Regions from separate parts of the Homo sapiens genome. Here region 2 is linked to region 1. A link is an interaction called in ENCODE POLR2A ChIA-PET data of the cell type or tissue named here. Cell type or tissue: HepG2. All regions are shown on one strand. Each heading gives the region's core, and the rest is flanking DNA. Links, peaks and the distances in the headings are about the cores only. Region 1 has its middle 20 kb from the start of IPO7. Region 2 overlaps DENND5A (DENN domain containing 5A).

The links. ChIA-PET counts read pairs that join two places held together with the same protein. Peaks named below come from ENCODE experiments on the same cell type or tissue, not always from the same donor. Only the 100,000 strongest peaks of a DNase experiment are listed, where the experiment ranks them.
Region 2: POLR2A ChIA-PET joins it to region 1 with 12 read pairs; 4 of 35 experiments call an interaction of 5 or more read pairs at or near these places.

Annotation. Positions count from the first base shown.
Region 1 is chr11:9,363,206-9,366,119 of GRCh38, forward strand. No RefSeq gene overlaps it. Among named protein-coding and RNA genes, the nearest start is that of IPO7, 20 kb to the right of the region's middle. RefSeq lists enhancers at 506-1,705, 1,341-2,042 and a silencer at 1,336-1,515. In HepG2, for the core only: no CTCF peak of the experiment used is centred there; a DNase peak (open chromatin) is centred at 1,266; H3K4me3 peaks cover 1,050 bases.
Region 2 is chr11:9,161,295-9,164,208 of GRCh38, forward strand. All of the region lies in intron 11 of DENND5A (DENN domain containing 5A), which reads right to left. Among named protein-coding and RNA genes, the nearest start is that of SCUBE2, 71 kb to the left of the region's middle. In HepG2, for the core only: no CTCF peak of the experiment used is centred there; no DNase peak of the experiment used is centred there.

The DNA.
Region 1 (2,914 bases), core at 298-2,797:
ATTACACAGTATAATGACGACGTGATTATGTATTTATCTCCCCTCACCAGAGCTCTGGAGGGCAGGAATCCGAGTACCACAATACAGGATGCAGAGCAGGCCTAAAATATTTATGGGAAGGATGGGAGCCGGACTATGATGGATCGCTTTAAATACCAGGGAAAGGACTTTCCACTCAAACCAAAATTCAACAGAGTATTAAATTTTCTTGCACAGAGGAATGACTTGCAGAATACAGTGTGCCATAAAAATGCACCCGGTCATTGTGTGAAGTTGGATGGGAATGTGGCAAAACCAGTTAGGAAGTTGCTGAGGTGACTCTGTCCATGGAGAGGAAGAACTACATCTAAAAGGCATTTCAAAGAAAATACAGGCCAGGCACGGTGGCTGTCGCCTGTAATCCCAGCACTTTGGGAGGCCAAGGCAGGCGGATCACGAGGTCAAGAGATCGAGACCATCCTAGCCAATATTGTGAAATCCTGTCTCTACTAAAAATACAAAAATCAGCTGGGCGTGGTGTCGTGCGTCTGTAGTCCCAGCTACTCAGGAGGCTGAGGCAGGAGAATCGCTTGAACCCAGGAGGAACCCAGGAGGGGGAGGTTGCGGTGAGCCGAGATCGCGCCAGCCTCGTGACAGAGGGAGACTCCGTCTCAAAAAAAAAAAAAAAAAAAAAAAGGAAAGAAAGAGAAAATACAAACAAAAGCTGAGATTTGCTGAGTTCCTACCATGTGCTACGCAATGCCAACAACAAGGTGGCATGGAATAATCCTCATGTCTGTTAAGTGGGTGGGGGTAGGAGTGGGGGTAGGAGTAGGGGAGTGTCACACATCTGCAAACGGTAACGTTGAACTTCCAAAGTAGGTCCATCGGGCTCTCAGGACCCGCGGCTGTCCGAGGCCTCAGTTGCCTCAATTAGTCTTAGGCTAACTTCCTCCTTGCGCTGGGGGGTGGGGAATACTTTCCCGTGCGGAGGCCTCAGCTCCTCAATGTACAGAGAAGAGCCTTGCAGGGCCTAAACACTGGAGTTCAGGGATCCTTTATCAAGCTGCCAAACCTTTTCAGGGGCTTGGAAGGACACCTAAGGGCGGAAGCGGGCGCGTTGTGGCCCCCGTGGGGCAGTGGGAAGGCAGCAGGGCCTCGCGGGCGGAGGCCGGAGCGCCGCTGACGCCGGAGCGGAAGCCGCTGAGTCATGGTGGGGGCAGGAATGCAGCGCATTTGGAGAAGGCCCGGGACGCCGGCGGCTCCAGCATTACTGAGCAGTGACTTGGCGTCCGCACCTTCACTGCAGTCGGGAACCACCAGTGACGGCGGTGACCGGAAGAGCTGAGTCACCGCAGGCGACGGCGAGCGACGCCGGCGGGGAGGGGCTGACGCGCCTGGGGCCGCGCGCCTGGGCTCCAGGGCCCCGCGCGTCGCCACGATCCCGACGTTGCAATCCCCGCCAGCTCGGCGGGGGCCGCACGGGGCTGGGTCTCCCGGATCCCGCCCGGGGATTGGAGTCTGAGGCTGAAATTTGAAATCTTGAAGTGGCCCCAAGCCACAAATACTACAGACTGGTTTCAGTGGGAATTAGGACCTTGTGAAAGGAGACAGCAGTGCCCCAAAGACTGGGTAGATTTTGAAGATCAAAGGCACTTGCCTAGGAACAAAAATGATTTGCCTGACTCAGTTCCAAAATGCAGCAAATAATAATTAAAGCGAAACACACACGCACTGTTTTTTTTAAATGCAAGAGCAAAACTTTTAAAATTCCAAAAGAAAATAAATCTTGGTTTCCGAGATGAATTCGTCAAAGGAAAATATCTTGGGGCCCCCATATCACTAAGCTAAAGGGAAAAGTCAAGCTGGGAACTGCGTAGGGAAAACCTGTCTCCCATTCTATTCAAAGTTACCCCTCTGCTCACTAACATAAATGCGTTATCTGATTGCCTCTTTTGGAGGCTGGGTGCGGTGGCTCACACCTGTAATCCCAGCACTTTGGGAAGGAGAGGCGGGCGGATCACTTGAGGTTAGGAGTTCCAGACCAGCCTGGCCAACATAACGAAATCCCGTCTCTACTAAAAATACAAAAATTAGCCGGGCATGCTGGTGGGCGCCTGTAATTCCAGCTACTCGGGAGGCTGAGGCAGGAGAATCGCTTGAACTCGGGAGGCGGAGGTTGCAGTGAGCCGAGCTCAGCCACTACGCTCCAGCCTGAGCAACAGAGCCAGACTCCCTCTCAAAAAATAAGATTAAAAAAAAAAAAGAATCCAGGCTGGGCACGGTGGCTCACGCCTGTAATCCTAACACTTTGGGAGGCCAAGGCGGGTGGATCACCTGAAGTCAGGAGTTCGAGATCAGCCTGGTGAACATGGAGAAACCCCTATCTCTACTAAAAATATATAAATTAGCTGGGCGTGGTGGCGGGCGCCTGTAATCCCAGCTGCTTGGGAGGCTGAGGCAGGAGAATCGCTTGAACCCGGGAGCAGAGGTTGCAGTGAGCCGAAATTGGGCCACTTCTCCCCAGCCTGGGCGAAAGAGGGAAACTCCATATGAAGAAAGAAAGAGAGAGAGAGAGGGAGGGAAGCTCAAAAGAATGCAACCATTTGTCTCCTATCTACCTATGACCTGGAAAGCCCCCATTTCCAGACCAAACCCGTGTTGATCTTATATATGTCGATTGATGTCTCATGTCTCCCTAAAATGTAGAAAACCAAACTGTGCTCTGACCACCTTGGGCACATGTCCTCAAGGAGGTCCTCAGGGCACGTATCCTCAACCTTGGCAAAATAAACTTTTTAAATTAACTGAGACCTATCTCAGATTTTCGGGGTTCACAAGTTCTAACAGGATGGGAGTTTTGCAGAGGGAACTTTCCAAAGGTCCCTGAAACTTGCTTGGTGGTACCAGGACTCAGTAGTTTATCTCTTTCTCT
Region 2 (2,914 bases), core at 172-2,671, 200 kb before region 1:
CTGAGATCGCGCCACTGCACTCCAGCCTGGGCAACAGAGCGAGACTCCGTCTCAAAAAAAAAAAAATATGTAGTTAAGGAAAGGATAAGAACACAGCAATCTTTATGACTCCTGGCCAGTGATTTCATCACTCTGTATTCAGTTTTTGCATTTATGCAAGAAACAAATAAACCCTTCAGTCATGCTTATCTCTGACATTGTCTGATTCCCACTGCTTAAATGACCCTACCAAACAAACCTTTGAGCATACATACAACTTAGAAACATATCTGAAATAACTGTCAAGGGGACAAAAATTGAGGAGGTAATTTATTTTACATAAAAATTTTCAACTGCTTATTGTAAGATCATAACCAAGAAAACACATACTGCATAATGATAATCACAGTTTTTATTAAGTACTATGTCAGGCATTGTACTTAGCATTTCATTATCTCATTTAAGCCTCCTAACAATCTGAGGTAACTATTATTATTGTTCCCAATTTACCAATACGGAAATTGAGAAATACAGTAATCAATATACTAAATTTAAACATAGTATAAAACAATATAGTATATTTATAGTCTAAGTATAGTTTAATTCTCTTAAGTAACTTGCCCAAAATCTATACGTAATATAGCACTCTATTAAATTATATATATATATATATTGTCCAAAATGAAACAGCAAAGTAGCAATAGATCTGGCCTTTGAACCCATATCTGCCTGAACTTTGAGTCCAAGTTCAAAAGTAAGATTTAACTATGCTATAAATTTGTGATATATAAAAATCTAAGAAAAGGAAAACAAATCACCCCAATCCTACTTTTCAGAAGCAACAACTCTTAATATTTTGGCATATTTCTTTCCACTGTTAGTTTTTAACCTTCTTATTGTGAAATATATAATATATATATGCTATTACATCATTATGACCAGCGCCAGGCCAGTTCCTTCTTTTTTTTTTTTTTTTTTTTTTGAGATGGAGTTTCGCTCTTGTTGCCCAGGCTGGAGTGCAATGGCACAATCTCGGCTCACTGCAACCTCCGCCTCCCCGGTTCAAGCAAATTCTCCAGCCTCAGCCTCCCGAGTAGCTGGGATTACAGGCATGCACCACCACGCCTGGCTAATTTTGTATTTTTAGTAGAGATGGGGTTTCTCCATGTTGGTCAGGCTGGTCTCAAACTCCCGACCTCAAGTGATCTGCCCACCTCAGCCTCCCAAAGTGCTGGGATTACAGGCATGAGCCACTGCGCCTGGCCAGTATTTTATTTATAAATACTGTCTGTTTATATCTTTGAAGCACCCTACGTGCCCTCTTCCATTCACCTTCCCACTCTAGAAGTGACCACTTACCCAACGAAACTACAGAAAAGCAAGAAAATTATTACCTATATTTTTAACCCTAAAATATATGGTTTGGTTTGCCTGTATGTATCTTTAAGACAGGGTCTCTCTCTGTTGCCTAGACTGGAGTGCAGTGGCTCGATCATGGTTCACGTAGCCTCAGCTTCCCAGATTCAACTGATCATCCCACCTCAGCCCCCGCAGTAGCTGGGACTATAGGCATGCATGTTTCTTTTGTGATTTTTTTTTTTTTTTTTTCTTTAAGAAACTGGGTCTCAGCATGTTGCCCTGGCTGGAACCGAACTCCCAGGCTCAAGCAATCCCCCCACCTCAGCCTCCCAAGTAGCTGGGATCACAGGTGTGTGCTGATACTCCTGGCTTCTGATTTGCTTTTTCACTCGTTTATATTTGTGAAATTCATCCACACTGATGTGTATAACTGTTATCCATTTCCATTGTTGTATAGCATTCCACCACATGAATACACCACAATATACTTATTAATTCTCTTACTGATTGGCTTTCTCAACTGATTGGTTGTTTCCAGTTTGGGGCTATTAAAAGAATGCTGCTGTAAACTTCTTGTACATATCTCTTGGGACATGCTCCAAAAGTTTCTCTAGGGAATATACCTAGGAGAAGAATTACTAAACAATACTATGCTGTTTTCCAAAATCATCATACCAATTTATACTTTCAACAGCCTGTTGCCTCACGTGCAAGCCAATACTTTGTGATGTTACATTGATTACTATATTTCTTCAATTCTAGATGTATATTTTCCCACATATTAACATGTCTAAAATTGATATGTATTTCACAGTCATCATTGGCTAGGAATAGGAAGTTGTCACAGCCAGGTCATGCATCTCATGACTTAAGAATTTTGACAGTCCAGGCCAGTTGTGCAGTGCCTCAAACCTGTAATCCCAGCACTTTGGAGGCCGAGGCAGACAGATCACTTGAGGTCAGGAGTTCAATACCAGCCTGGTCAATATGATGAAACCCTGTCTCTACTAAAAATACAAAAATTAGCCAAGCATGGTGGTGCACTCCTGTAATCCCAGCCACTCGGGAGGCTAAGGCACGAGAATTGCTTGAACCTGGGAGGCAGAGGTTGCAGTGAGCCGAGATTGTGTCACTGTACTCCAGCCTGGGTGACACAGTGAGACTCCATCTCAAAAAAAAAAAAAAAAAGAATGACAGTCCAGCAGCTTAGAAAAAAAAAATGCAGAAATGCAGCATCACCAATGTTCTTCATAGTAGAAAGGCAGAAGAGACAAAATTGTATGGAAAAAAAAATCACAGATATTAATTACTCAGAGTGAACTGACAGAAGTTTTACACAAACACACACACACACTGGCCACAATGCCTGGCCAGAGTTTTTTTTAACCTAAATTTAAAATATCAGTACTGATATATTAATCAGGTTTTTTTTTTTTTTTTTTTTTTTTTTTTTTTTTGAGAGAGGGTCTCATTCTGCAGCCTTGACCTCCAGGGCTCAAATGATCCTCCTACCTCAGCCCACCAAAGTAGCTGGGACTAAAGGTGTGCACCACCACGCCTAATTTTTTTTTTTTTT